Regions from separate parts of the Homo sapiens genome. Here region 1 is linked to region 2. A link is an interaction called in ENCODE POLR2A ChIA-PET data of the cell type or tissue named here. Cell type or tissue: OCI-LY7. All regions are shown on one strand. Links, peaks and the distances in the headings refer to the core of each region. The heading gives the core; the rest is flanking DNA. Region 1 overlaps ARHGAP26 (Rho GTPase activating protein 26). Region 2 overlaps ARHGAP26 (Rho GTPase activating protein 26).

The links. Peaks named below come from ENCODE experiments on the same cell type or tissue, not always from the same donor. Only the 100,000 strongest peaks of a DNase experiment are listed, where the experiment ranks them.
Region 1: POLR2A ChIA-PET joins it to region 2 with 6 read pairs; 3 of 35 experiments call an interaction of 5 or more read pairs at or near these places.

The regions. Positions count from the first base shown.
Region 1 is chr5:142,990,748-143,006,888 of GRCh38, reverse strand. All of the region lies in intron 11 of ARHGAP26 (Rho GTPase activating protein 26), which reads right to left. Among named protein-coding and RNA genes, the nearest start is that of ARHGAP26-AS1, 130 kb to the right of the region's middle. RefSeq lists an enhancer at 4,442-4,511. In OCI-LY7, for the core only: no CTCF peak of the experiment used is centred there; a DNase peak (open chromatin) is centred at 8,218; H3K4me3 peaks cover 611 bases; H3K27ac peaks cover 789 bases.
Region 2 is chr5:143,143,598-143,159,738 of GRCh38, reverse strand. It overlaps ARHGAP26 (Rho GTPase activating protein 26), which reads right to left. Exons shown (of 23, transcript NM_001135608.3): 20 at 12,358-12,508. Among named protein-coding and RNA genes, the nearest start is that of ARHGAP26-IT1, 41 kb to the left of the region's middle. In OCI-LY7, for the core only: no CTCF peak of the experiment used is centred there; no DNase peak of the experiment used is centred there.

The sequences.
Region 1 (16,141 bases), core at 6,305-11,304, 150 kb after region 2:
TGCCACCCATGAATGGACATGATTTTTCTAGATCAGGACTTCTCTTTTCACCCATGGGCCACAGGCCACACTTGGAAAAGCTTTTGGGAAGGAATTGTTTGAATCTGAAGCATGAATAGCCTGGAGTAAATAAGGATGTGTCTCAACTCAAGGGGTCAGAGCCAGGGAGCCAGCTATTGGTTCTTCCTCCTCCTCCCATCAGAAATGTGACTCTCATCACCATGGTCTGAGTGGTGAAATGTGCTCAGTGGAGCAAAAATAAGATGGCTGTTGCTACTTTTCTGTTTCTCAGCTGACAATACTCTGCCAGGCTTTCCCTTTCCACTGCTACCACTGTTGTACTTGCTGTCTTAGGGAGGCTCCCTCAAATGTGAAACCAATAAAAATATAGTTGATGGCACTTCCCAAAGACCGATTCCTGAACCAATGTCAAGACCTTGCTCTTACCCTGTAGAATTATACATAAAGGGGGTTCAGTAACTAGCACATAGCCAGCCACTCAGAAAGTACTGATTGGATAAATAGAGAGCATAAGAGAGAAACTGCAATTAAAAAAAAAAAAAAAAAAAAAAGAAAAAACACTAAAGGTGGAGTTGGTGAGGACAATGCATTGGCCAGACAGAAAAGGAAAGCTAGATGTGTGCTCAGGTGTCCAGGTGACCGCTTTGTTCTCCCCAACACCTGGCAAATTCTCTATGAATCTTTCTTACAAGGGAGTGGAAACAGACAATTCAGGCCTTCCTAAGAGAAAACAGGATACAGATTTATCTTATTTGGCTTAACTCAAGGCTATCAAAATCCCTCACATAGCCATTTATTTTCTATGTTCCACCCCTGTGTGTTAGCTCTACATCCACCAGGTGACAACGAATGCTTCTAATAGTTTTGAAGCCTATGGTACCACTGGGGAGTTCTGAAATAAGGGCTAAGAAAGGGGTTCTGTACCTGTTGGTGCCGAGTCCCTTCCCCTACACAATCAGAGGCATCTCAAGACTAGGCAGTCTCTTAGAAAATGGCCCAATAAAAAGTGACCAAATGGCTGTGCTCCTACAGCCATCCAAAAGACAGAGTCTTTTAACAGCCCCGGAAGCGTTCTTGCTGGTGAATAAAAACTGCTGCTTGCTGTTCAAAACATGATTACAACAATGATGATGAATAGAAAAATAAACTTTCTTTTCCATTAGTTCAAGCATTGCCTGTTGCTTTGTACCTTGTGGATATAAGCAACTTATCTCTTAGTATTATTCCTCAGTAACATTGGGGGAAAAAAGTGCTCTGGACACCCGTGAATACTACTGTTCAACATCCATGCACCTCTTTTTCCAGGGATACCACCCTCATTTTCCTTGGGGAGCCACCTCCCTGCCAAGGCAAGTTCATATGGTTTGGGTGGGGCTGATCCCAACTCCATCTTCAGGTTTGTTGCATGTGATCCAGACTATGCATCCTACTGCACATATGATTGGCCCAAGCCAAACTCAGCCGATGACACTCACTCATTTTTTATTACAACTATGGGAAATGAGGCCTTGTGTTGCTAGGAAAACAGGATGCATACCTGAAGCTTTTGAGGCCAACTTCGGCTACCACACAGGCAAAGCCTTGAGCAGAAAAGGTCAAACAAAGAAATGCAGGGCCATGAATGAAGGGACATGGGATTCTGATGGTATCATTTGAGCCCTTTTATCTTAACATATCAGAAGCTCATCCCTGCTCTTTCTATAGTATATCAATAACATACTTTTTATTTTTTAGTTGTGTTTCTGTTGCTCACAGACAAGGGTTGTGGTAATTTTTTTTTTAAGTGCATGACAGAAAAGCCTACTTGTGCTTTATAGGGAACTCTAGAGTGAAGGAGAAAAATGTGCAACAAAGTTGAACGAGAAACTGTGCTGTCATCCTTGAATTTCCCATTCCTTCTACCTCACATATCCAATCAGTTCCTAGTTGTATCACTTCTATTACTTTCATATGTCTTGAACCTATTCCTCATCCCCACTTCTTCTTCTATTGCCCAAGGTCAGATTGTTTTTGCCTTCTCACCTAGACCTTGACATTGGCTATATCCTGGTTCTTGTTGGCTCCACCCTCTGGCTCTGCTCACTTGCTCTGCAAGATGTGTTTCCCTAAACCACAGTGTTGGTTGGAGAAGAGAAGGCTTCAAAACATCACAATACCAGTCTTCAGATTCTCAAAGGGCAGTGATGTGACAAAGGGGAAATCTTATTGTGCTGAACAGAGATGAAGGTCAGGGTGGAGTCCCCAGGAAGGCAGATTTCAGCCGAACATAAATGACTGACAGGAGCTCTTCATGGTCCACTAAAGCAGGAGGCTGACCCAGCATCCTCTTACACACAGACCTAAGCCCCCTTCTGTCTAGAAGGCATCCCGGGCATTCCTGGGCTGATTAATTTCGCTGCATTTGGGGTTTAATCATTGTCAGCCTAACCCTTTCACTGGTATAGGCCCTGGACAGATTCCAAAACAGGGAGAAATGGATTTGGATGAAGTTGAGTCAAGTGGTGGATGGAGCATGCTGTGGCTTTGGAAACTTGGCATTAAGGTCTGTGTTAAAGCAAACTAAATATGGCCTGAGAAGGACTCCATGCTCCTATATCTGAGTCCTTGTGGACTAACTGTAACCTAACTTAATAGGTAGACAAGGTTGAAAACCTAACTTAGGAAAATTTACCTATAACAACAGCTGAGTCTTGGCCAATCCCAGCAGCCATACCTCAACCACTTATACACTGATGAGTGTTCAAACTATGTTCAAATAAGGCAAACACCAAGCTGTAACCAATCCAGTTGTTTTTGTACCTTACTTCTGATTTCCGTACGTCACTTTCCTTTTTTTTTTTTTTTTTTTTTGTCTATAAATTTGTTCTGACCACGAGGCATCCCTGGAGTCTCTCTGAATGTGTGGTGATTCTGGGGGCTGCCCAATTCGCAAATTGTTCATAGCTCAATTAAACTCCTTTAAATTTAATCTGGATGAAGTTTTTATTTTGTCACCTGGTTCTACCACTTTTGAACTATGCGCCCTTAGATAATCATTCAACATTTCCGAGTCTGCTTTCTCATTGCAAAGTAGAGCTAAGTAATAATACTTATGAGAGTATTAACAGAATTTAAAATAGTTATCACAGGGACTGGAGGTGCTCAAAAACGTTATTTCCCTTTTCCTTACTCCACAAATATTTCCTAACTTACTTGATGGCTGCAGACAACCTTAATCTCTCGTTTCTTTGATCTCTTACTGCTCCTACAGTCTATATTCTACAGAATTTAATACTTCCAAATAAAATTTTTCATTCTTATCATTTCCAATCTCCAATCAAGGTTAATTTTACATTTCTATGGGGCAGGGTTTAGGGGAAGTGATCTATGCGGCATCTAAATGTTTGCATATATTCAGTGTCCAAGAAATTATTCCTCATTAAAGGACAAGGGGCTTAAGGATGCGCATTCCTTCGTCTGGGTCTTTCTCTGCAGGTCAGAGGCAGGTCATGATGACCTTGATGAGCAAATTATCCTTATGGCAATGCTTTCACATTTTGAGTGTCACTGGCACTTACCGCAGTTCTCTGTGAGAAATTTCAAATTAAGCTGATATAGTTTCAAGAGAAAAGGTGAAACAGCTCCTCCTGGAGCATGTAGGTGGTAGGTCACACCCCAATAACCAGTGAAGGAGTAGGCCATTTATTTTAACTTGTTTTTGGTTCTGGTGAATTAGGCACAGGCTAACTGTTCTGGGATTATTAACACTGATTGTTGTGGGTGCTTCTCCTCCGCTACCCCGTGACTTTGATTTGTGTGTTACATAAACACTGTTGCCATAGTTATAATTCAGGAAGCTTTGTTGTTTGACCTTAAGAAAAATTCAACCTCAAATCAGGATAACACTGACTCTCTAGACCACAATAGACCATCAGAGGGTAGGATCTGCCAAATTTCTTCAAGCTTCTAGAAGGAACTACTGTATTTTGGGTAACAAGCAAGCAACAAGAGGAGGAAATGCTGCAATGTTATGCAATTTCCTTGCATTTCATATTCAGCAATCCTGAAAACCTTTATAAGCAACTTCCCTAGCTTTCAACCGAAGATTGGAGTCACAGCCAACATAAACAAAAACTGGATGCAAAAGAGGAAGAAAGAAATCTAAGTAATGTACAAGTCAGAAAAGTGTTTCAGGAAATTTTTAAAGGCAGCAGAAAGGGCAAAAGCTCATTTGCTATCAAGTGCATGACAGTTAAGTAGATGGCGTGCAAGCTGACATGTATGTAGGATGTGGCCAGGTCACAGTGTGAGGAGTCTTACGGCTCTAGCACTTCCTGGCTTCAGGCTGATGCAACATTAAAAAGTGGATGTGAACCCACTCATCTGTCAGCATGCCGTTTTCATGGTGAGAGGAGAGACCACCTCCCATCCTCCCAAAAGAAACTGAAATACTAAACAGAGAATGTCTTTATGTGCTCCCCTCCCCAACCCCCAACCCCCAACCCCCAACCCAGTGTTTTTGGAAATAGTTATACAGCTCTGTTAGCAGAAGAGAGAACCTTGCTCTTTTGTGCTTTAGAAAACTGCATATGAGAAATTCCTCGGGATGGTATGCAGCACACCAAAGTAGGAGCTCATAAGGCTCTTCTGCTGCCCAAGTGGGTCCCAGCCCAGGAGAAACAACGGGCAGAGAGTGAGTCACAGCACTATGCAGCTCCTTTCAACCTCCAGTCCCTTCTTCCAGGAGGTTCCGGGCAGTGGCATGCATAGCTGTCTTCATTGCAACTCGAGGCTGATGCAGTCAGACAAACTCAAAGCACGTTCATGATCGCCTTCATCCCCACAATGCCCCTTGGAGAGGCAGAAGGTGAATGTTATGTTATCCAACACAGACACAGGGAAAGGTGACTTCTTCCCTTGCCACAAACAGCTGTCAGTTCAGAGGACTGCATTTCTAGATCTATGACTCGAAGCTGAGTTTCCTACCCCAAATCCAAAAATAATCTTGATGCCAACTCGTATGCATGCAACAAGAGATTCTGAGAATATTCACTCTTTTATTCTGTTGCTTTGAGCTGGCAGTAAAGGGTATCCCCAGCACTGTGATCACATGGAGAATCTCAGTATTCTCCCACAACTCCCAAGGAGCAGAATGAGGTTTCTAAAATGGAACTGTAGATTCTAGAATTCTGCACTCTGTGTGGGTCCCCCACCTCCATCACAGGCAGAATCCACTCCACTTCCGACTCCAGGAATAGTGTGACTTAGGCCAGCCAGAACAGCACATTTACTCCCAATCCACATACCCTTATAAAAATTCTCAAACATACAGAAAAGATGAAAGAAGAGACAGTAAACATGCATATACCCATCACCTCCATTCTACAGTTGTTCATATTTTGCTATATTTGCCTTATCACATATCTAGCCATCTTTCTATCATCCATCAGTCCATCTTGCTTTTTAATAAATTTTAAGAGGAGTTGCAGATATCAGCACTTTTAAACATTTCAGAACACATATCATCTAAAGTTCAATATTTGTCCATTTTTAAATGTAAAATGTACATACAATAAAATACATAATTCTTAAGCATGCCAATCATGAATTGTGACAATTTCATATACCCATGTAAGCTAAACCTCTATCAAGATAGAAACATCAGCTCAGATAGTTCCCTCAGACCTCCTTCCATCTTACTCCCACCCCTCACACACCCCATGCACTGGCAACCACTGTTCTGTTTTGCACCCCCAATTAGTTTTGCTTATTCTAGATCACTATACAAACAGACTTACATCATATATATTCTTTTATAGCTACTCTGTTTCACTCAGCATAAATTTTTTTTTTTAAGTTCTGGGATACATGTGCAGAACATGCAGGTTTGTTACATAGGTATACATGTGCCATGTTAGTTTGCTGCACCTATCCACCCATCATCTAGATTTTAAGCCCTGCATGCATTAGGTATTTGTCCTAATGCTCTCCCTCCCCTTGCCTCCCATCCCCCAACAGGCCCTGGTGTGTGATGTTCCCCTCCCTGTGTCCATGTGTTCTCACTGTTCAACTCCCACTTATGAGTGAGAACATGTAGTATTTGGTTTTTTGTTCCTATGTTAGTCTGCTGAGAATGATGGCTTCCAGCTTTATCCATGTCCCTGCAAAGGACATGACCTCATTCTTTTTTATGGCTGCATAGTATTCCATGGTGTATATGTGCCCCATTTTCTTTATCCAGCCTATCATTGATGAGCATTTGAATTGGTTCCAAGTCTTTGCTATTGTAAATAGTGCTGCAATAAACATACGTGTACATGTGTCTTTATAGAATGATTTATATGATTTATAATCCTTTTGGTATATACCCAGTAATGGGATTGCACTCAGCATAAAATTTTTAATATTCATCCATGTTGTGGTGTGAACCAATACCTTTAGTCCTTTTTACTTCTGAGTTGAAATTTAATGTTTGAATATACCATAGTTTTATCAATTCCTCTGTTGATGGACACCTAGGTGGTTCCCTGTCTGTAGCTATCATAAAGCTGGTCCAAAGGTTTTTGTACAAATCTTTTTGAAGACATGTGTTTTCACTTCTCTTAGGTAAATACCTAGGAGTGGAACTGCTGGATTCTACAGTAGAGTTTTTTGTTATTAAACAGAAAACTTCCAAGCCTTTGTCGACAGTAGTTGTGCCATTTTACTTACACCCCCACCAATAATGTATGAGAGTTTGGGTTGCTTCACATCCTCACCAGCACTTGCCAATCTTTTCATTGTGTTGTCAATCTTCTACTTTTAGCTGTTCTAATGGGTATGCGTAGCAGTATCTTATTATAGTCTCAAACTGCATTTTTCTGATGATCCATGATGTATACTTTTTCATGTATGTATTGGGCCATCTTTTGTCCGGCGTTTCTTCAAGTCTTTTTTCTGTCTTTTAGTTAGGTTCTTCTTTTTATTACTGAGTTTTATGGGTTCTCTATACATTCTGGATATGTCCTTTGTCAGATATATGGTTTGCGAATATGTCCTCTTATTCTACAGCTTGCCAGTTGATTTCTTAATGGTGTCTTTTGATAAGCACTAGCTTTTAATTTAAATCAAGTCAATTTTTTTTCATGTTTTTGTAGGGCTATCACTTTCTATGTCCTATTACATAACTTTTGCCAATCCCAGATCGCATAGATTTTGTCCTATGTTTTCTTCTGAAGGCTTTATAGTTTTAGATTTTATGTTTATAACCTACCTTGATATTTTTTTAACCCCCACAGCAGCCAGAAAGAAAAATTCACCTTGAATTAATCCCCCTAGTTAGCCTAGTTTATAAACATTATTTAGAGGTGCTTCTGAGTCATAACCTAGATTTGAAACTCACTGGTTTTAAATACAAATTTAGGAAAAAGTAGCCTTAACCCGCCTCACTCTCCTCTTTCTCCTTCCCCCAAAACAGTTCTCATATTATAAAATTGATTCATATATCCTTTGGGAACCCTCACTATATTAATAAAACTGAGATCTGCCTCCTACCCCCTCAGCTAAAAGGACAAGCAGGTAAGTGTGCTGAGCATTGTAAAGATCTATATGCTCGAGGCTAATTTTCAGGGGACTCACCTAACTACATGGCCATCTATAAGCTATGATTTGAATGGGCAGGGAGCCCTGGGAGCTAACAAGTATAGTGGCCCTAATCAGTCACTGCCTTACTGTGGGACCCGGATCAAACCTCTTCGTCTCTCTGTATCTTAATTTCCTAAGGCATCAAAAGGGGGGCCTGAAACAAACCAGCTTTGAAATGCCATACTCTTAGTCCCTATAATTTTTAATATTTCACCATCATGAATGAACCCCTTTAGGTCCTGAAGGGCTCTCTATGCACTTTAATAATTTCATATATACATTAGGATGGTAACATCTCAAATCTTACCAGCAAACAGCAAAATTGGGATCTGCTGACAGTTGACTAGGAATAAGGTCCTGCAAATGTTGGAGGGAGTAGGAACTGGAAAGGAAAGGGACAGCAGGTTGGAAAGCTGCTGATCAGACTAGCTCACCGTCTCGTGTTGCACAGGCCATATTCTGCCTTCTTGTTTCAGTTCTCATACTGTAAACAAATGTTCTTTTCCTTTTTCTTTTTTTTTGTTCTTTTTTTAGGGGGTGGGGAAACAGGGTCTTGCTCTGTCACCCAGGCTGTAGGGCAGTGGCTCGATCACAGCTCACTGAACAATGCTCACTGAACAATGTGGTTTAAAGTTGACCTGGATGAAACAGGTTGTTAGTATGTTCACATCAAAAGCTCACAGTGCCTAGCCAAGCCTCTCTTGCTTCTTCTTTAGAGAGAACAAAAGCACACCGGACCTGAGCAACCAACATACATTTACAAACACAGCCAGCAGCCAAGGCAACCAAGTGGACTAAGCCCAGTAGGGTCCCCTCCCCAGAGTGGAGGATGGGAGAGATTAGGGCATGTCTGTCTTGAGAGCATGACAGATGAACGCACAAATCCAAAGGCTGCTTCTGGGTCCTTTCCTATCGTGCTTGATATAGCTGACCACCTGTGTCCTTTAAATGTCCACCTCTCCTTGGCCCTACTACTCAGCCCTGCTCCACAGCTCTCCACAGGTTCCTCTGCCCTGTACTAATCTTAACATAAAAGGAATATATAAATATACAAATACAATCATAAATATAAATATGAAATCTATATAAGTGCATATATACACACATACATATAGAGTCAATTTTTGTTATTTGCAGGAGTTACATTTTATAACACAGCAACAAACACTGAGTTAGCAAACACTAAACCATTGCTTCTAGGAGAAACACAGTTAGGTTCCTGCAAGCTTCTGGTTCCATTTTCATCAACCAATCAATATATAATCCTATTTTATGTGTATTTCTGTCCAAAGACATCACCTTATTCAATTTCTGCTGCTGAATTGTTTTCACTGAGCTCATATCCATCTGCATTATAATTTATGCTTGAACAAAGTTCATCTCACAAGTATTTTCATATTATGCCACAAGGCACATCATAAACTTCTTTCACTTAGACACGATATCAGCATTACATCTGGGGACCACTTTAGCAAAATCACCAAAAGAAACCACAAAATGAAAAAAAAAAAAAGTAGCACTAAATGGAGTGTGAAAAGGGCATTTATTGGGCTAGGTGCAGTATCTCCCACCTCTAATCCCAGCACTTCAGGAGGCAAGGCAGGAGGACTGCTTGGGATCAGGAGTTTGAGACCAGCCTGGGCAACATGGTGAGACCTTGTCTCTACTAAAAAAAAAAAAAAAAAAAAATCAGCCAGGCATGGGTGGCATGCACCTGTAGTCCCAGCTACCTGGGAGGCTGAGGCAGGAGGATCACTTGAGCCCAAGGGATCGAGGCTGCAATGAGCTATGATGGAGCCACTGCCCTCCAGCCTGGGTGACAGAGCAAAACCCTGTCCCCACCAACCCCTCAAGAAAAGAAAAAGGAAAATGATATTTGTTTACAGTATGACAGCTGAAACAAGAAGGTAGAGTAGGGCCTGTGCAACACCATCAGTGAACATGCACAGTGGATGATCAAAATGTTTCACCACTCTACCCATGCCTACAAATGATTGTGAAAACTCTGCAAGTATTGACTTTAGGGTTACAAATAAATTTTGGTGAGTAGATGAATTCACAAATATGGAATCCATGAATAATGAGGATATATACGTGTGTGTATATATATATACATGCACATACAATATACATATATGAATATATGTAAATGCATATATATAAAGTTTTTTGGAAAACAGCTATGCTCATTCACTTACTTGTCCATAGCTGTTTTTGTGCTACAATAGAGTTCAGTAGTTTCAACAGTCTGTTGTAGGATATGTATATATTCAACTTTACTAGGTTTTGAATGGTTGTACTAATTAAGACTCCCACCAGCAGTACATTATGAGAGTTCCATAGCCTACTCTAAAAATTCCCTAAGCTCCTCCTTGGACCTCTTTACTCATCTCTCTCTCTCTCTTTCTATAAGCCACAATTAGAAATTTCATCCATTCCCATAGCTGCAACAATGCCTCCATGCAGATGGTGCCCCACCTCTAAATCTGCAACCCCAACCTCCCTCCAGTTTTCTTTGGAGCAGACCTCCATTTCTAACTGTTTGCTGGCCATCTTCATCTAGGAATTTCCCCTAACCTCAAATCTAGCACCTATCCTTCCTACAACCACCAAGAAGGGTTTCTCAAGACAATAGGAGGGGTAACACCTTAAAACCTGTGAACAAGCCACTAAATTAGTACTTGCTTTTAGTTAGGTGACAGCAAGGCCATTGAACAGAAACACATACACACATATGCACACAAAAACCTATTTTCTTCTTTTTTTAATTTTCAAGACAGAGTCTTGCTCTGTCACCCAGGTTGGAGTGCAGTGGCGTGATCTTGGCTCACTGCAACCTCCACCTCCCAGGTTCAAGCAATTCTCCTGCCTCAGCCTCCTAAGTAGCTGGGATTACAGGCACATGCCACCAAACCCAGCTAATTTTTGTGTATTTTTAGTAGAGACAGAGTTTCACCATGTTAATCAGGCTGGTCTCAAACTTCTGACAGGTGATCTGCCCACCTCGGCCTTTCAAAGTGCTGGGATTACAGGTGTGAGCCACTGCACCCAGCCACAAACCTATTTTCATTTTTTATTATACTTTAAGTTCTGGGATACATGTGCAGAAAGTGCAGGTTTGTTACATAGGTATACATGTGCCATGTCGGTTTGCTGCACCCGTCAACCCGTCACCTACATTAGGTATTTCTCCTAATGCTATCCCTCCACTTGCTCCCCACCCCCCAGTAGGCCCCGGTATGTTATGTTCCCTCCCTGTGCCCATGTGTTCTCATTGTTCAGCTCCCACTTATGGGAGTGGGAGTTGTGAGAACACAACTTATAAGTGAGAACATGCAGTGTTTGGTTTTCTGTTCCTGTGTTACTTTGCTGAGAATGATAGTTTCCAGCTTCAACCATGTCCCTACAAAGGACATGAATGCATTCTTTTTTATGGCTGCATAGTATTCCATGGTGTATATGTGCCATATTTTCTTCATCCAGTCTATCATTGATGAGCATTTGGATTGGTTCCAAGTCTTTGTTATTGTGAATAGTGCCTCAATAAACATATGTGTGCATGTGTCTTTATAGTAGAATGATTTGTAATCCTTTGGATATACACCCAGTAATGGGATTGCTGGGTCAAATGGTATTTCTGGTTCTAGATCCTTGAAGAATCACCACACTGTCTTCCACAACGGTTGAACTAATTTACACTCCCACCAACAGTGTAAAAGCGTTCCTATTTCTCCACATCCTTTCCGGCATCTGTTATTTCCTGACTTTTTAATGATTGCCATTCTAACTGGCATGAGATGGTATCTCACTGTGGTTTTGATTTGCATTTCTCTAATGACCAGTGATGATGAGCTTTTTTTATATATGTTTGTTGGCAGCATAAATTTTGTCTTCTTTTGAAAAGTGTCCATATCCTTCATCCACTTTTTGATGGGGTTGTTTTTTTCTTGTAAATTTGTTTAAGTTCCTTGTAGATTCTAGGTATTAGCCCTTTGTCAGATGGATAGATTGCAAACATTTTCTCCCTTTCTGTAGGTTGCCTGTTCACGCTAGTGATAGTTTCTTTTGCTGTGCAGGAGCTCTTTAGTTTAATTAGATCCCATTTGCCAATTTTGCTTTTTGTTGCAATTGTTTTTGGTGTTTTAGTCATGAAGTCTTTGCCCATGCCTATGTCCTGAATGGTGTTGCCTAGGTTTTCTTCTAGGGTTTTTATTGTCTTAGGTCTTACGTTTAAGTCTTTAATCCATCTGGAGTTAATTTTTGTATAAGGTGTAAGTTTCAGTTTTCTCCATATGGCTAGCCAGTTTTCCCAACACCATTTATTAAATAGGGAATCCTTCCCCCATTGTTTGTTTTTGTCAAACCTATTTTCATCTAGCAACTGTTATTTTCTCATTGTGACATTTCTCTGTGCCTCATTACCCCATCTATAAAATGGAGAGCATACCACATAAAGTAGAAGGTAGCAGCAGCAGAGCAGCTGGCACTATGCATGGCACAGAGTAAATGCTCAGTAAACAGCAGCCAATAATCATTATCTTGGTTAATGGCATCACTTTTATCTCAGTGGCTAGACCTAAGATCTGTCCTAAGTCCTGTCTTTTCACTCCCATATCTAATCAGGTGACAATAACTGGATTCTGCTTCCAGCATGATTGTATCTTTCTCTTCAGTCCCAACAGTCCCATCTGGGAGTTCAGCACCTCCTGCTTGGAATGCCTTCACAATGGTTACTCTCTGCCTTCCCAAAAACTGCATACCCTTCATGTGGCCACAGCTCTGAAATCACTTCTGCTCAAATCCTTTATGGTTGCGTCACCCCTTAACAGCATAATGTCCAGATTTCTACATGAGGCCTCTGATAAGCTGGCCCCAACATTTCCTACCTTACTTTTCTACTTTCCCTTCCCAAACCTCATGACCATCTACATGCAACTACTAGCTGTTTCCTCATCTGTCCCATGATTTCTAAGAATCTGTGTTGCCATATTTCTTGCCAAGGAAGCCCTTCTATGCATCTCTGCCCGTGAACATCCTTCAATGCCCTACCTATACGTGCTCCTCTATGAAGCTGCCTTCAACTCCCTCAGTCTAAAATCATCTGTTCTATTTCAATAGCACTATGTTCACACCTCACACTGATGTTTTTCACTCTGAAATGCAAGGTGACAAATTTATCCTGGTAGACCAGAGGGCCTTGCACATAGCAGGCATTTAATAAATACTGGTTGAATGACATGAGGAACCAAGGCCATCTAAAATGTTGTCAATGCACATCTTAGATTCAGTTAACATTAACTTCAAAAAGTGGCTCTTGCCTATAATCCCAGCACTTTGGGAAGTGAGGTGGGAGGATCACATGCGCCCAGGAATTTGAGACTGATCTGGGCAACATAAGGAGTCCTAGCCTCTACTTAAAAAAAGAAAAGAAAAGAAAAGAAAAGAAAAAGAAATTAGCTGGGCATGATGGCATGCACCTGTAGTCCTAGCTACTTAGGAGGAAGGCTGAAGCAGTAGGATAGCTTGACCCCAAGAGGTTGGGGCTGCAATGTGCTGTGATCATGATGCCATGGCACTCCAGTCTGGGTGACAGAGCGAGGCCCTGTCTCAAAAAAAAGAAAAAAAATCAACAATCTAGTTTGTAATTAAAAATGAATTTAGGGCTGGGCATGGTGGCTCACACCTATAATCCCAGCACTTTGGGAAGCCAAGGTAGGTGGATCACCTGAGGTCAGGAATTCGAGACCAGCCTGGCCAACATGGTGAAACCCCATCTTTATTAAAAACACAAAAATTGGGCCGGGCGTGGTGGCTCACACCTGCAATCCCAGCACTTTGGGAGGCCGAGGCAGGTGGATCATGAGGTCAGGAGATCGAGACCATCCTGGCTAACAAGGTGAAACCCCATCTCTACTAAAAATACAAAAAATTAGCCGGGCGCGGTGGCGGGCGCCTGTAGTCCCAGCTACTCGGGAGGCTGAGGCAGGAGAATGGCGTGAACCCGGGAAGCGGAGCTTGCAGTGAGCCGAGATTGCGCCACTGCAGTCCGCAGTCCGGCCTGGGCGACAGAGCGAGACTCCGTCTCAAAAAAAAAAAAAAAAAAAAAACCACACAAAAATTACCCGGGCATGGTGGTGGGCACCTGTAACCCAGCTACTCAGGAAGCTGAGGCAGGAGAATTGCTTGAACCTGGGAGGTGGAGGTTGCAGTGAGCCGAGATCCCGCCACTGCACTCCAGCCTGGGCGAAAGAGTGAGACTCCATCTCAAAAAAAATAAAAATAAAAATAAAGAACTTAGGACTCAGGAAGCTCTTCAAATATGGAAAGAGTAAATTGCCATCTGTCTAGCAGCATTTTAAGTATTAAATTGCTCACTTACAGTTGTGCTCACCCCAAGAAGGTTAAGCAGTCCGCATCAGGCGAGGCACAGAACCCAGCAGTGTCAGCTATGAAAATAACAATGTCTTGGATGACAATTCATATGGTCTCTGTATGGCAGCTGATCTTTGCATACCCTATGTGCTTTAAAAAATCACTACTGGCCAGGCGTGGTGACTCATGCCTGTAATGCTAGCACTTTGGGAGGCGAGGCAGGCGGATCACGAGGTCAGGAGATCGAGACCATCCTGGCTAACATGGTGAAACCCCTTCTCTACTAAATATACAAAAAATTAGCCGGGCATGGTGGCGGGTACCTGTAGTCCCAGCTACTTGGGAGGCTGAGGCGGGAGAATGACGTGAACCCAGGAGGTTGCAGTGAGCAGAGATTACGCCACTGCACTCCAGCCTAGGTGACAGGGCAAGACTCCCTCTCAAAAAAAAAAATAAAAAATAAAATAAAATAAATAAATAAAAAATCACTGCTGCACTTCTTAAATCATCTTGGAGCCTTTCGAATCAGTTGTGAAATAGTTAATTATTCAATAGTGTTAAGATAATAAAAATCATTTGGAGGAATAAAATCAAGGTTGGTCTTCACCTTACATCTTGATGCCAAAACAAATCTCAGGTAAATATTTATCTTATTATGGGAATCCATTCAAACAAAGATAGGATGCATAAAGTATCTCACAGCCTTAATACAGAAAGAGTAATTAACACTCAAAGGTGAATACACCAAAAGAAAAAAAATGTACAAAGGATAAACTAATTGCAAAAGGAGAAAAAGAATTCAATAACCATAGGGAATATTCAAAAACAAAAAAAAGTCCTAATTATAACAATGATAATATGTTTTACTTTTTGAAAAAGTTAAGAATTTTCTTAAACTTTGGTAGCAACTAGTATAGATGTAGGCTCAGGGAAATGGATATTCCCATATGCAACTCATGGAAGTATAAATTGGCACAGTCTTCATGAAGAGCAAGCTTCAAAGATAAATATACAGTCATGCCTCACTTAATGACAGGGATATGTTCTGAGAAATGCGTTGTTAGGCAATTTTGTTGCCCTACAAACATCATAGAGTGCACTTACACAAACCTAGATGGTATAGCCTACTACACAACTAGGCTATATGGTGTAGCCTATTGTTCCTAGGAGATAAACCTATACAGCATGTTACCATACTGAATACTGTAGGCAACTGACACACAATAGTATTTCTGTATCTAAACATATCTAAACATAGAAAACGTACAGTAAAAATATGGTATAAAGATAAAAAGTGGGGGAGGTTCCAAGATGGCCAAATAGGAACAGCTCCAGTCTACAGCTCCCAGTGTGAGTGACGCAGAAGACAGGTGATTTCGGCATTTCCAGCTGAGGTAGTGGGTTCATCTCAGTGGGGCTTGTTGGACAGTGGGTGCAGCCCATGGAGTGTGAGCCTAAGCAGGGCAAGGCATCACCTTACCTGGGAAGTGCAAGGGGACAGGGAATTCCCTTTCCTGGCCAAGGGAAGCTGTGACAGATGGTACCTGGAAAATCGAGACACTCCCACCCTAATACTGCGCTTTTCCAAAGGTCTTAGCAAACGGCACACCAGGAGATTATATCCTGCACATGGCTCAGAGGGTCCCACGCCCACGGAGCCTTGCTCACCACTAGCACAGCAGTCTGAGATCGAACTGCAAGGCGGCAGCAAGGCTGGGGGAGGGGCATCCACCTTTGCTGAGGCTTGAGTAGGTAAACAAAGCGGCCAGGAAGCTCGAACTGGGTGGAGCCCACCGCAGCACAAGGATGCCTGCCTGCCTTTGTAGACTCCACCTCTGGGGGCAGGGAATAGCTGAAAAAAAGGCAGCAGAAACTTCTGCAGACTTAAACATCCCTATCTGACAGCTTTGAAGAGAGTAGTGGTTCTCCCAACACGGAGTTTGAGATCTGAGAATGGACAGACTGCCTCCTCAAGTGGGTCCCTGACCCCCGAGTAGCCTAACTGGGAGACACCACTCAGTAGGGGCCGACTGACAACTGATACAGCCAGATGCCCCTCTGAGATGAAGCTTCCAGAGGAAGGATCAGGAAGCAACATTTGCTGTTCTGCAATATTTGCTGTTCTGCAGCCTCCACTGGTGATACT
Region 2 (16,141 bases), core at 4,656-9,655:
TTATATAAAATAGTATCATATAATGTACACTGATGGTTTTCAAATCTAGATGCATATCAAAATCACTTGGGAGGCTTCAGAAACATACCACCACTCAGACCCTACATCAGATCAGTTAACTCTGAGGCTCCAGGGAAGGGGCCTAGATGTTGGTAATTTTTATTTTAGGCTCCCCATGTGGTGCTGATGTGCCATCTGGACTGAGAGTCACAGCTGCACACTGTCCTGCACCATTTTTTCCCCCTTTAATGTGCCTTTGAAGGCAGCTCTAGACCAGCACATACAGAACTACCTAATTCCTCTGTTGTACTGGATAGTACTCAACTCTACTATTTATTTAGGCCGTCCTTTATTGATAGCTATTCCTGCTGTTTCCACTCTTTGGACATCATTAATTTGCCTCTCCAGACACAATCTTTACCCTGATCTCTTCTCTGGGATCTAACCAGCATGGATTTCTTCAACAGGGCTTTTGCAACCTCGGGCTTCCTGTTGGGTTCACCAATGGGGAGCTCTTTAGACTAGCAGGGGGAAGGAGACGGCCAAGGCATTTATTCCATTTCTGAAAGGTCTGGCTGTGTCCCTTGACTGAAGGTCACTGCTCCTGTCAAGACACCAACTCATATATCCTTCTGGGTTCCTGTACCACTTTCCTCTCATGTTCTCTCAGCTAAGGGTGGTGACTGGGCAGCAGCTGCTAGCCCTGGCTTACTCTACTATCTCTTGTGATTCCTCGGCACCAACTCTTTTGTTAATAAACCCTCCTTGAGTTATGTTATTTTGAATGCACCAAAGTTTCTTCTTAGGATCCTAATACATCAACCTTGAATGAACACCTTTGCCTTTGTTTGTTTGTTTGTTTGTGGACAATAACATCTTGGTTTTCCCTGAAGACAAGGCTTCTCCTGTATAGGGCAACAAGAGGTAATAGGGTAGTCTGTAATGCAGCTATTTTATCCCTTTTCTGAGTATTTTTGACAACAGCCAGGGAATAGCCCCATCACCAGCTGCCTTTACTTCATAAAGAATATTAGAAGGAACATTAAAGCAATGTCTTAGTGAGAACTCCACTGCTTCCTTGTGAAGGAAGGTGATAGATATTAGAAGAGAATTTGATAGTGCAAATGCAGTGAATGACTAAGATGCTACATTTCCAGATAATTTTTTTTTCAGAAGCTCTTTTCCCTTTTGCCATAATGACAGTCAAATCAACACAGAGTCCTAGGCTGGAGAGGAATTCCTGAGGCTAAATTCTTCCCCAGTGGAGAGTTGAGATTGCAATTAGTTTCTAGCCTAATCAGCGTAGTTTCCAGTTGGCTCCACCCAACGGAGGAACAATAGGGTAGGGGGCTTTGACCAACGCTCTTTGTGTAAACAGTTCGATGCCTGTCTTGGAAGAGGAGCACTTCTATTGATTTCAGTGTATTTTATTATTTATAGTTAATTTAATTTGGGGTATTTTAATTCCTTTTTAAAATTATATCAATGTTTTTAATCTGGGTTGCTTTATGTTACATCAGGATCAAACAAATAAACAAAAGTAAACATTGAGTGTCCATCCACTGCCACCACGGAAAGAAATCAACACTAGGGGTTTGTTCATTGGTAGGGGGAGCAGTCTGAGAGCAAATAAGAAGAAGGAATAAAAATAATAGTAGAAACCAATTTTTATTGATTGGTTTTATTGATTGATACTCTGAACGAGGCCATTTACTAAGTGTTAGGAAGGCATTATCTTATAACCTTGAAAGTAGGTATTATTATTATTGCTACCATTTCACTGAAGAGGTTTAGCTTAGAGATAGCAAATAACTTTCCCAAGTTTACACAGTTAGGAAATGGCAGAGCTGAGGCTTGACCCTGGTAGATCCACAATCAGGCCACACAGGCTTTGCCCTGCCCCAGATTCTAAAGCTTACCAATGCTTTTCACGTGATATAACCCTATAACCCATTTCAGTCTTCGGAAAGCTATTTGTGGCCATACACTTATATATAAACAAAATCTCTGTTCTCTGAAAGGATCTCTACCATAGTAATGCCATCCATTATGAGAAATACATTTTCCCCCCTCAAAAGTAGAATGTCGATTTAGAATAGCATTTCCCAAACCATGGAATGCTCTTTCAAGAGGCTTAAGAGAAGTGCTGTAGAAATCATGTACTATGGTCAACGTATTTAGGAAATGTAGCGTAAGAGATGCCCCTTCAAGATGGACATATTAAAGGCTCAGAAGTTCTCTAGTCAATAATTTGTTGAACTGGCCAGGCATGGTGGCTCACGCCTGTAGTCCCAGCATTTTGGGAGGCTGAGGCAGGTGGATCACTTGAGGTCAGGAGTTCAAGACCAGCCTGGCCAACATGGTGAAACGCTGTCTCTGCCAAAACATATAAAAATTAGCTGGATGTGGAGGTGTGCACCTGTAGTCCCAGCTACTTGGGAGGCTGAGGTGGGAGAATTGCTTGAACCCAGGATGTGGAGGTTGCAGTGGGCTAAGATTACACCACTGACCTCCAGCCTGGATGACAGAGTGAGACTCTGTCTCGAGAAAAAAAAAAAAAAAAAAAGAAAGAATGTGTTGAACTTAGTCCAAAGCAGCTCTTGCCCCCTTCCCTTCCTGTACCAGTTTGGGAAATGCTGATTTAGACATCTCTAATCTGTCCACGCCGATGCTCATCCATCACCTTCAGTATCACATAGCCTGAGAGCTATTTTTCTGTCAATACCAGCATCTTGATCTTTTCATGTTACACACACAATAGATAAACAATAAAAACATCTACTGGCTTGATTAATTGATGCACCCACCCTGTCTTGATTTGTAACCAACAGGCACGCATTTGCGAAGCAGCTGACTGGGCTTTTGGGGGGAGATGGAAAGTGCAGCCCTGGTGAGCTAATAGGTTCCTGTGAAAAGCAAACCCATCCCTCCTCAGCTATATAAGCTGTGACTGATCCCAAAGGCCACGGGCAGAGCTCAGTTAAGCCCCAGTACTGTCATCACTGCACAGACAATCATAGGGTGCTGGTGATGACACAGGCTTGGCCCTGAGAGCTTTACACTGAGGTAAGTCCTGATTTTATTCTGGTGGAAGTCCATGAGCTTAACGCACTAGATCACTATGCACTATGGCTCTCAGACTTGAGCATGTATCAGAATCATCTGCAGGGTTTGGTAAAACACAGATTGCAGGGCCCTCCTTCCAGAATATGCTGATCCTATAGGTCTAGGGTGAGGCCTGAGATTCTGTAGATCTAACAGGCTCCCAGGTAACACCAATGATGCTGGTCCCAGGACCACACTCTGAGAACCAGTGCACAGAGCTAAGGGTCTGCCTTGGAAGACCAGTGTAACAGAGACCAAATGAAGCCTATGGTTGATCCTGCCTGGCTTTCCAGATCCCTAATGCAGAGAAGGAGTTAAAAACAAGATTCTAAGGCTGTTTCCAACTAGGAATGCTTTCCTAGCTAAGTAAGCATCTGCTTTCCAGATTGACTAAAAAAGGTTTCAAAAGCAGTACTTGAACTCTAATGTACTTTTAATTTACCCAATTTAGAATCTGAATCTACGAATAAGATCCCTCAGATTAAATACACAGAGGTAGAAACAATTCTAATCTAATCCTAAATAAGAAAAATAACACTTTAGATTTCCTTCAAAGTTCCCTCACAGGCATAACAATGTTGAAAAAGCCATGCGAAATCTTAAGCCTATTTCCTTCCCAAATATTCTACCAAAAATTTGAGATTTAAAATGCCTAACACTTACACAAATAAAATACAGTGTCATAAGGCATTTGAGGGCAGCTAAATTCAAAATGAAATTCAGTCATTCATACCTTTAATTAAACTCCAAAGCTTTAAGCATGTACTGTGTATGTCAGGGCAATTTTTGGAAACTGTTTTAGGTTATTTAGCAAGATTTATAAGTTTATAGAAAAAATACAGACCCTTTATATGATTTTAGCTTGTACAGGAGAAAAGAACAGAACAATATGTGTAAAGGAAAACATTTTTCCATTTGTGATTTCCACTCTGCTGGAAAACAGGGATGTGGCTAGGCATTCAAACGGCGCTCTGCCCTTACCTCCTCCCATACCCCCTCTGCTGACAGGCTGTAGAGATCCAAGTGCCACCGATGGGTCCCTGGTGCTTGGGAAAGAAACCCTGCTGGGTCACCAAGTGTGAGGTCTGTCTCAAGCAATTTTTATATTTTAAAAAAGAAGAACCACCACTAATAACCAACACATTTATCTCATAAAAATTGGATGAAGGCAGGAATTTCCACCCTCAACCAAGGGAAGCCCAGCTGGGCTCCCGATTGATGAGTGAGATCTTGCTTAGGGAAAGAGAAAAGTGGACATGAAGCCACTCAGAAAATGGGTCACACCAGTAACAAACTGAAAATGTCAAGGAAACGTGGCCTAGTTACAGGGCAGAGCTGTGGCCTCCACAGCCCAGGAGCCTGAGGTGACAGAGGGAGGGTATCTGGCATGTCCAAGAAACAACAATGAACGAGTAAGTAAGCTGGAATCCCCAAGGGCACTGTGGGGAGCAAGGAGGGGCAAATGAATCCTTTTGAAAACAATGAGGCGTTCAGGTTATTTCCAAAGGTGGGGAATGTCACCAACTTTTCAGGCAAATCGGTCTGAAGAGATCTTTTCTGCTTGGAGGTGGGTGAGAAACAGAATTCTCCATCTAAAAGGAAAGATCCTTCTCCACAAAAAGTTGATCCAGCCACAGAGGAAAACTTCCTCTTTCAAAGCCCCACATTCCAAAGGATGACAAATAGAGACAATTCTAGTAAAAGCATAGCAGCCTGTTTGGGTGTAACCCTTTGGCATAAAATAGCATGGGGATGGTAAAATTGCTTTTTAAAAAAAAAAATGCTATGAATTATCACTTGTCTAATGCATATTATTCATTTTGCCATTCATTTGGTCTCAATAAATAACAGCTATGCACACAATTATCAGGTACCCTGTGGGATTCAGAGGTTTCCAAATCTTTCAGGAACAGGGTGTGGCGTGTCTACCCTAGCTGGTCTTGCTTTAAGGAGGGGTAGCACCTGCCTCTACAGCAGAAGTTCCTTCCTCCTCTTCACTGATCACTTAAAGCCTGGACTGAGTTATAGCTCCAGTCTCAGATTCAAGGTAGGAGGCTGGTGGGGGAAGGTGAGTGGGACAGCCTGGGACATTTCTCTGCACAGGAAAAATACATACCATGGCTGAGGGACTGGAGAAAAAGTAAGGACAGTTTGTGGGGGGAGCCCTCCAAAATAATACTATTAATTGCCATACACAGTACTAAAATACGTAAGTAAAAGATGATCTTAATTTTCATGCCACCTATTTGAGGAGGTTATGATCACACTATTTTACAGATGAGAAAACTGAGGTACAGAGAGCTAAAGTCACTTGCCTCCTTCTCCTCCAAATCCCTATCTCCTTGGTTCTCCATTAGTTTTCTCCCTGGGACTTCTCAATATACTGTGTGACATACTGTGTTAAACACTGATTTATCTCCTGTCTCCACTAGAATATAAAATCCATGAAAGCAGAAACTCTTTTTTTTTTTTTAATATTTTTAAATCACTGTATCTTCAGCACTCAGACCACCACCAGGCCCACAGTAGGAGTTCAATTGACATTTGTGGAATGAATGTTGACCAACTAAAGTGGAAGATTAGTAAAATTTGAGAGATATCTCTGAAGGCAAGTTTTCCCTGAATTTCATCAGAGAACAGCTGAATCAAACTCAGAAGAAGCCAGCAATGTTTCAGAGAAACAACTCTGTCTGGACGCAGGCCTTGTTTATCCTTTGAATTCCAGGGACTGTTCTCTGGCCACTAAGACAGGAGAAGAAGGTTGACTCTGGCAGAATCTGCAGGCGTTTGGCATGCGTGCGTCTTTTAGGTCACCAGAAATAACTTGGAAATGCATGAGCGTGTGTGTTAAGACAGAAGGACGAGAAAAATTAGTTTTATTTATGAGGCTACTGAGCAGTTAGTTATTTTTTAGGGGTGGGGACCACTTAGGCAGAGAGAACTCCAAGGTTGGGTTCCATCATTGCAGTAATCATCCCAGCCCTCCTAGCTTTCTTTCAATCTTTCAATCTTTGTGGTCTAAAGAAGGCATTTACCTAGTAGTTTCTAATTTGGGGAAATTACTGCAGCATGTTATGTCCCTGGTGGGGCATTCCCTGACTTCTTTCTCAGCATTTGTTTACTTCCTCCTTTAAAATCACTCTCTCCCAGAAAGGAGTTGGCATGATGCCCCACTGGTCACTGTGGAAGGAGAGAATGATTTATTTCTGCAGCCCTCAGTAAGCACCCATTGAACGACCCTCATCCTTGGAGGTGGATCAGCCCCATTTCTTCCACCAGAGACAGTGGAAGATGGTGGTAGTGGGCATGCTCAGGTCCAGAGACCAGTATCATCAGCCAGGCAATGTCGATGCCAGAACTAAAACCTAGGGTTTCCTGCTTTCCATTCCAATATTTGAGCCACCTTTCTTGTTTGCCTCAGCCATTAGCCATAAATTTTGTTTCCCAAATTTCTTAGAATCTCAGTTACAAGTTGTTTTCTTTCCAAGAAGATTCTGAAAACCGAGAGGCTAGTCTCCATGCTGCACTATACTATAGTGAGACTCTTCCATACCTTTCTATTCATGCAGACAGCTCAGCCCCATCCCAAGACAGCTGCCCATGACTCCGCGGTCACAAACTCACAGGACTTGTGTCAGTTTACTATCACTGCATATTAAACCACCCTAAACTCACTGGGTTCCAATAATCACAATGTGATATTTATCATGAATCTATAGGTTGTCTGGGAAGCTTTGGCTGGTCTTGCCTGACTAACCCAGGTGGCTGCATTCAACTGACTGGTGGTCCCAATGCTGAGCTGCGCTGAGAGAGATAGCTGGGCTTCTCTCTCCAGTAATCCGTCATCTTTAAGGAGGCTACAACAGGCTTCTTTACATGGTGACTGGGTTCCAAGAGAATGAGAGAGAAAGCTGTGAGGCATTGTGGCCTGGGCCTGGGAAGGCACATGATGTCACTTCCTCCACATTCTATTGGCCAAAATAAGTCAAAGGGTAAAGGTCAGCCTAGATTCAAGGGCTCCAGCTCTTAATGGGAGGGGTTGCAAAGATTCTATGGCCATTTTTAATCTACTATGGGCCTACAGGCATTAGGTATAAAAGTGAAGCAGGCCAGCTGTGAGATTATAGAGACCAGAGAGTATCATCTGCTCCCAAGTTTCACATAGGTTTAGTGTAACCAACTCTTCTGACACTTCAAAAGAAGCTGGAAATCTGGATTTAAAAAGATGTGTTAATAGACTCTATTTTTTAGAGCAGTTTTGGGTTTACAGAAAAATTGCATGAAAGTTTTACACATACCCTCTCTATTTCTACATTCTGAGTTTCCTTAATTATTAACATCTTGCATTAACGCGATACACTGGTTACAACTCATGAACCAATATTTATATTGGTTCATTATTATTAAAGGTCATAGTTTACATTAGCATTCAGTCTTTGTGTTCTATGGGTTTTGACAAATGCATAATGTCTTGTGTATATCCCATTCCAGCATCATACAGAATAGTCTCACCGCGAAAAAAATACCCTGTGCTCCAAATATTCATCCCTCTTCCTCTCCCCAGAATCCCTGGCAATCACTGATCTTCTTATTGATTCCATAATTTTGCATGTTCCAGAAAGCCATATAGTTGGTATCATATCATACTGTAGTCTTCTCAGATTGATTTCTTTTTTTTGAGATGGAGTCTTGCTCGGTAGCCCAGGCTGGAGTGCGGTGGCACGATCTCAGCTCACTGCAACCTCTGCCTCCCAGGTTCAACCCATTCTCCTGCCTCAGCCTCCTGAGCCTGGGACTACAGGCTCACACCATCATGCCCAGCTAATTTTTTTGCATTTTTAGTAGAGATGGGGTTTCACCATGTTGTCCAGGCTGGTCTCAAACTCCTGACCTCAAGCGATCTGCCTGCCTTGGCCTCCCAAAGTGCTGGGATTACAGGTGTGAGCCACTGCACCCCGCCAGACTGACTTCTTTTACTCAGCAATATGCATTAAAAGTTCCTCCATGTCTTTTCATGGCTGGAGAGTTCACTTTTTAAAATCATTGAATAATATAGCATTGTCTGCGTGCACCATAGTTTGTTTATCCATTTTCACATACTGATAGACATCTTGGTTGCTTCCCAAGTTTTGGCAATTATAAATAAAGCTTCTAACAAAATCCATGTGCAGGTTTTTGTGTAGACATAAATTTCAACTCATTTGGGTAAATACCAAAGAACATGATTGCTGGATTGTATGCTTAGAATATGTTTGGTTTTGTGAAAAACCACCAAACTGTCTTCTAAAAATGGCTGTATCACTTTGTATTCCCACCAGTAATGAGTGAGAGTTCCCACTGCTCCACATCCTAGCCAGCATTTGATGTTGTCAGTGTTCTGGAATTTTGGCCATTCTCAGAGGTGTGTAGTGGTATCTCACTGTTGTTTTTATTTGTATTTCCCTGAAGACATAAGACGTGAATCATATTTTTATATGCTTACTTGACACCTGTATGTCCTTTTTGATGAGGTATCTGTTCATATTTTTTGCTCATATTTTAATTGGGTTCTTTGTTTACTTATTATTGAATTTTAAGAGTTCTCTGTATATTTTGGATACTGGTCCTTTATCAGATATGTGTTTTGCAAATATTTTCTCCTAGTGTGTGGCTTGTCTTTTCATTCTCTTGAGTGTCTTTCACAGAGCAGAAGTTTTTAGTTTAAACACAGTCCAACTTAAGTTTTTATCTCACAGATTATACTTTTAACGTTGTATCTAAAAAGTCATAATTATACCCAAGGCCACCTAGGTTTTCTCCTATGTTATCTTCTAGAGGTTTTACAGTTTTGCATTTTACATTTAGACCTATGGTCCATTTGGAATCAATTTCTGTGAAAGGTATAATGTCTGTATCTAGATTCATTTTTGTGTATATGGATGTCCAGTTGTTCCAGCATGAAATCTGAATTTTATGTGAAGACTCCTGATTTTAAAGGTTTGTTCAAGTCTTTTTTTGGTGGTAGTGGTACCAGAGGAATTCCAGCTCCCTCCTCCCCTAATACACATGTCTGCAGAATGCATTTATCCATCCTGGATAATCTCTGCCTCCTTCATCCTTCTTACCTGGAATGCTCTTCATCCATCCACCTAAGTTTTTCCTAATGCCCACCTCACACTCCATCTACCCGACCTTTTCCACTACTTCGACCTAGTGTGTGCACTCACCACATATTCAGTTGACAGTGGTTGAACTCTGAACACATTATGACTTGTAAGTCCCCATTAGCACTGCCATATGCCACTGCCTTTCTTTCTTAGCTAGACTGTGAACTCTTGGGGAAGACAGGAACCCTCTTATTCCGGTTTACCCCAGGTAGCTTGGCATGCATGGGTCTGGGCATAAAATAGGTTCAGCCACAGTTGCTAACAATTTCAGACTAGCTGGACTTTGGTCCTGACTTACCAATTGTCCTTTGTTCTTCAGGAGAGATGGCTACTTCAGGAGTCAAGCTGAGGACCTGCCAAAGATTTAAACCCAGCAGCCTTGCCCTGGCACAGGTAGAATGATGGCCTCTCTAATTTTGATGCCTGATTTAGCATTACATTCATGTAAATAAGAGGGCCCTGATGTCCTTGGAGAATTAGGAAAGATTAGTAATACAGCAAAATGTATTATCAGAGGTACCACTGTATTATGAGTAACAAACATGTTTCTTTCACTATGATTTCTCTCTGGTCATAATGATATCCCAGTCATTATGAAAAATAGTGAAATAAAGGAGTGAAATAAAAAGAACAGATAGCTTCCTGGTGACTGGTTCCCTACCTCATGCATAATTAATAGTCAAGTTAATGGTAATCCTCCCAGCCCACCTTTGTTCTTTATTTTCATCTGCATCATTAAGTGTTCCCACTGGAGGATCTCTGGACACTTCCAACTCAACAACGATGGAGGGAACAAAAGGGTCCACACCTGAGGCTGAGACCCAAGTCGTCTCAGGTGATTGTTACCGTGGCACGTCTGTGTGCCGACAGATTTCTCAGAATCAAATTGCTCAGGGAAAGTACTGTGGGTCCATTTGTTAGGACTGCCTAACAGCCATGCATGATCCACACCAGCAAATCCCAGGCAGAAAATATCAGGGAGACAGGATCCCAGGAAAATCACCTCACTGCCTGGGGTTTGAGAAGTGGCTGCGAGCCTGCCTGCAGAGCTTATGGGGGACTTTGACATGGCTCTCACTCAGGGCCATGGCAGACGCTGGTATCAGGGCTGATGCTGGTACTGCTTCTACCTCAGGAACAACCTTCCCTGACCTCAAGACCCAAAGGTATCAATCAGCGACTCACTCAGCTTGGAAGGACAGTGGTCTTGTTGGAGGCACACCCACACTTCTTTTTCTAATTCTCCTCCAGAGACAATTAGAACCGTTCCTGTTATCACCCTCCCTTCCCCAGGAAAGCCCCCCAGATCTGTACCAGGCAGGCAACAGTCCCTCTGGGTGGTGTGAAGTGGGCAGAGCGATTCCCAGGATGTTATGAAAATAAATCGTATCTAGACACCTAAAAAACAAAAAATCCCAAGCCTTCTCCTCAGGACCTGTTTAAAAGACACACCTCCCCTTTTCCACTTAGCTGCTTAAGCAACCTCTTTGTACACACTGTACTCAGCAGTGACTCAGGGGCCCACAGTTACCAGCCACTGAAAAGAAAATTACAGACCACTAGTTGGTAGCGGCTGGCTAAAATCAGGGGATGTTAAGCAACTTGGGCTAGAAATTCAACCTTGCTCATACAGAGCAAGGAATCACTTCAGCAACTGCTAGGTACAGAAAATTAAACCAACTGAAGAAAAAAACAAGTAAAGAAAATAGAATCTCCCTAAAGTCTAGGAAAGTGGGTATAGGAGAACCTGAGAAGGTCAAACCTCAAGGCAGGGAGGCTCCCTAGGCAAGCCCAGCCATGGAGAACCGGAAGAGACTCACTGCCCATAAGCCAAACAAATTCAATTATTTTGAGGTCCTGAGGCACTGGTCCACTTCTTGGTGAAGGAACATGTGATTTACCACTCAACAGGCAAATAATTAAACTTCCTGAACATCAGTATGATTTAAAGCTGCCAACAACTAAAAAGATCTTATATTCTCAGTTTCAGATTTCATCCTACAGTATAGTCACATTTTTATTATGTACCTCTTAAGTCCATTTGGAGTCATCTCTCCTCCCAAGCATTTAATAGCCCTTAGTGTCTTCTAAGGCAGAAATTATCAGACTCATTTTGCAGATTTGTAAATATCTCACAGCAATTGAATGGCAGGGTGCTGTCATGAAACTATGGCATGTGGAGGAGCAGGAAAAGGTTACCGACATCCTAGCATCTCACCGCCATGCTAGCGTCTCCCCACGTGAAACAACTGCCCTGAAGACAGTCTGTGGCTGAACCTCAATGTATTTTCACTTAGAGAATGGGAAAATCATCTGTTTTTCCTGAGTCTTACATAACTGTAGCCTGAGAGTCCAACTGTTCCGGTCATGGCCTCACATTCTTTCTGCAAAGGCGCTAGTTGACAAGATTTATGGGGTAGTCTAAGGAAGCATGTGAAGCAATGTGGGGTTGAAACCATGAGGGAGAACTTTCTGATCCTAGCAGAGTAGACCTAGTTTCTGTGGAGGGCTAGACAACCAGCCCCCAAACTAATTGTCCTGACTATGGGTGCTCAATGCTGAAAAATAAAGCAAAAAGGGTTCTTCTCTTTCATAGTCTCTGTCAAGAAGTCATAGTCATGCTAAGGTTTGAGGATGTGAAGACACAAAGGGCTCCTGGGGGCTCTTCCTTATGGAAGTGGACATGGAGTTGGCATTGAACATTTCCAACATAGTCAGTGGGGAGGGAAACCGAGACAACATAGATGAGTGAAACAAACTCGGCCACAGAGCTGCTACAGTCCCTGGACGTTTGTAAAACTTACAGAAATTGCTTTTCATGCCTAGCAGCCAGCACAGGCAATAGCTATCACCAAAGCCATCTCAGCAGGACAGTAAATCAAAAATCACCAAGGCTAAGAAGCAGTATGTTAAGAATAACGACTCCCTCTGAGATGATGATGCTTTAAAAACCCACAACAAGCCAGCTGAGCTCCCAGTTTAGGGAGGAGGTTTAAATAATGTTCAGGGGATAATGGTCCAAAGTCAGATGGAGCCAGACAGCAAATTCTAGGTGGAATGGCTGACCAAAGCCCTTGTGGGGTAGGCAGCTGGACATCATACTTACAGTGAGTTGGGCCGGGTGGGTTTGACCACAGCCAGGTCTGGGTCACTGGAGTTCATGTTGGGCTGTAAGCTGCTGCTGGAATTAAGGATGCTGTTTGGATTTGATGAGACAGATTCCAAACTGGAGTTGATGATGCTGTTCCTTTGTTCCTCTGGGGGGGAAAAGCCACAAGTCCCATATTAATATTATTGCATAGGGACAGTCTATTGCTACATGCACAAAAATGTATAAAGAATAAGACTGGATCAAGATCTCTGATCCCAGGGAAGCTTAAGAAACAACATAGAAAAGGTTAAGAATTAAAAGTGGGAAAGGAAGAGTCAAGGGGGAACAGGTGACTCGAAATTTTAAAGCAAACCCCTTTCCTCGTCATAACAGGATATATCTCCCCTTTAATATAAGCCAGGATTTTTTCTAAGAGTGGCCCTACTATGGCACCATAAATTGCATCTTCTTTTGACTGGCAGATTGCCAGAGTAGAGAAAAGCCTCCACAGACCCCTCACATTCACCCAGATCCCCTTGGCTTCTGTGACACTCACCTTTTATTCTAAAACTCCTGCCTCTAATATTGCTCTAATTGATCAGGCCATGTCCCACCTCCAATTCCATAGAGCCTCACCAGAGAAGATCTACTATTTAGCCACCAATGTCCTTACGACTCCACCAGTCTAAATTCCTGACCCTTTCTCAGACACATCTTTCTGTGTTGCCTCTAGCTCCATGTACTTGGTGTTTGACTTCAAGTGAATTCTTTGATAAATCGCTCTGTAATGGGCTGCAGAATGGTTTGCCTATAAACAACAACAAAACACTTGAGTCCATAGTCCCAGCAGTCATATTCATGCTTGGAGAATACTGCCAAGCCAAGAGACAGAAAACCTGAGTTCTCTTCAAGCCCTGACTGGCTATGTGGCCTCAGGCAATTTCTACTTGATCTTGGATTCCTGGTTAACAATCTATAAAATGGGGAGAACAAGAACTGCCTTTCACAGCTTGTGGAACTGTCATGAGGATCAAGTGGGATCATAGGCAGGAATGTATCTTGTAAACTTCAGAACACTGCTCAAAGAACAGAACTTTATGTTCTTCCCATCTTTAAAAACTTGGAATCATAAATGGAAAACACAAATTTTGGAGATAATTTAGCTAAATGGTACCAGCATCCACCATTACTGTAGCAAAATATTATAGATGTGGAATGTGATTCTTGTCCCCTATTTATTACAGATATACCATATTAAAATCAACTGATATTTCTGAAAATTAATTCACTTAAACATCATATCTAGGCTAATCCTGGACCTTTTTGCAGCGAGTCAGGGGTATGTTACAATATATCCCTCAGAGTACAGTCTAGAGTCACTGGTATGATAATTTAAAGGCCAATATTTGAACTCAGGTCTCTTTAGGCAATTAAGAGGGTGATGTGTCATAAAAATACTTTTCCCTTTGCACGAGTCATGTATGTAAAAATAAAGTATGCTTACAAAGTGATTCTAGAGTAAGCCTCACGTTAAATACATACACATTCACCCCAATACCCCTGATATCTTAGCAAATCCTTAATGCCCTAGATAAAGCCCCACAGGAGAGAGAAAAACCCTGTGAGGCTAGCTCCTGACTACTGTACTCAAAGTAGATTTGGAAAAAGTAGATTGAATTGATGCCTGAGATTTAAAACTGTTCATATTTTAAGAGCTTCGTTTTTGAACAGAAACGACAACAAAGAGAAACCAAAAGAGTTACACTGAGCCAAGATGTAGGAGGACTAACAGGGCCTGTAAATGGGAACTTCCTACCAGAAAGAAAAACAACGCTAAGATTACATAATAAGGGGATCATTGAGAGATTGGATGTGCCATTTATCAGTATGAATCAGTATCAGTAAAATTTTCCTTTTCACAAGACACGCATACAAAGATGCCCGAAAGACCATGAGGAACTGGAGGCTACCATATAAAGAGAGAGAGTGAGGACGGTTCCCTGGGCTTCAACTGGAGACATTTACTGCTTCACAGGACAGGAAGAAAAACAGTTGTATTAACTTTAGTTTGAGAAGCTTAAAGGGCTAAGTTTGCATGGCATAATTCTCAGAATTCTTAGGGAACAGAAGAGCATAACTATTGCTCACATTTCTCCTGTGATTATATTTACTTTTCCAGGAGAGGATTATCATTCTACAAACTAAAAACAATATCTTGCTAAAAGTATATTCGTCTTTCTAAAATGTTACCAGGAGATTATTTTTCTCCCTTACTATCCATTAGTAAAGGAGGGTATAAAAATGTATCATAAGGCTTCATAGTTTTACAGCCAAGAGGGCCAAATATGCATCTTGAAAGGCTGACTCTTTATTGGTATCCCTTGCTGGGCCATATGACAAGAAAACCCAGAAACCTGGCATTCCCTGACTATAAAACGACTACAGTTTTGTAGAAGAAAGGTCTCATCATCTGTAGACAACACATAATGAGACTGAGAACATCTAGGTAGAAGATCAAAGCCAAAAGGCTGACAATCTTTACTGACGGTAAGTAGGCAGGTGAGGATTATTCCAGGGAAAGAGTAGAGAATAAGACCAACAGCCAATCAAATGTTTTAGTGGTTATAGCAAACTATACCAAGACAAATTTTACAGCATTTGGAGTCAATTAGGAAATAAGGAGAAAATGAGCCAAGCATAGTGGTTCATGCCTGTAATCCCATCGCCTTCAGAGGCCAAGGTGGGAGGATCACTTGAGGCCAAGAGTTTGAGATCAACCTGGTAAACACAGTGAGACCCCCATCTCTACAAAAAAAGTTAAAAATTAGCCAGGCCTGGTGGTACACACCTGTGGTCCCATGTACTTGGGAGGCTGAGGCAGGAGAACTGCTTCAGCCTGGGAGTTCAAGGCTGTGGTGAGGTATGATGGTGCCAAAGCACTCCAGCCTAGGTGACAGAGCAAGACTCTGCCTCCTTTAAAAAATAATAATAATAATAAAGAAAAAATGATCCCGTAATGTCACTCGAAACAGGAAAGTTTTTCATCAGCTAGGCAAATGAGTACTGCTCCTGACAGAAGCGCACAAGAACAGGCAGCCTAGAAGACACTTTAAAAAATAAAAATTAAAATTAAGCAAATCCTTCAAATAACATAGCTAGACTTCCCTGAGTCACTGATGATTCAATCCAGCTCTGGTATCCTCATAGAAGGTATAAGAAGGACTGATGGCAATTATGTTGCTGAAGGAAAAAAATTATAGGCTAGTGGGCTTCAAAAGAAAAACAGCTAGTTATGAGTCAAGTCAACAAGATCACAGAGGACCATGTCAAAAAGGAAAGAATGCCCACAACTCAGGAGTATGCCTAAACTGGTTGAAGTCAGTGAGAATGCTTGCCCGCCTCAAACATGTTTGTCAACAGGAATCTGTCTTTGTATCAATCACAGAAAACAAGACCTCAGCAACAAGAACATGATAAAATAAATCCCCAAATAATGGTAAGCATGCATTGGCAGTGCTTTCACAAACATATGTTCTATAAGGAGTGACAAACTGCATGTGAACTTGGTCCTTAAGGATGCAAACTACCCGAGGGCAGGGACATGCTGTCTGGCCATACAGCATCCATTAACGTGGCAGGTGAGGTCACCATTAGCCATCCATTCCTGGTGCCTAGCCCATGGGTCACTGACACTAAGGCTCCGTGAATGGTTATAAGATAAATATTAAATATAAGGGAATAATACACAGTCAAAAATTTATGCTGCTGGAACAGAAAGGGGTAGTTTTGCGTGACTGAA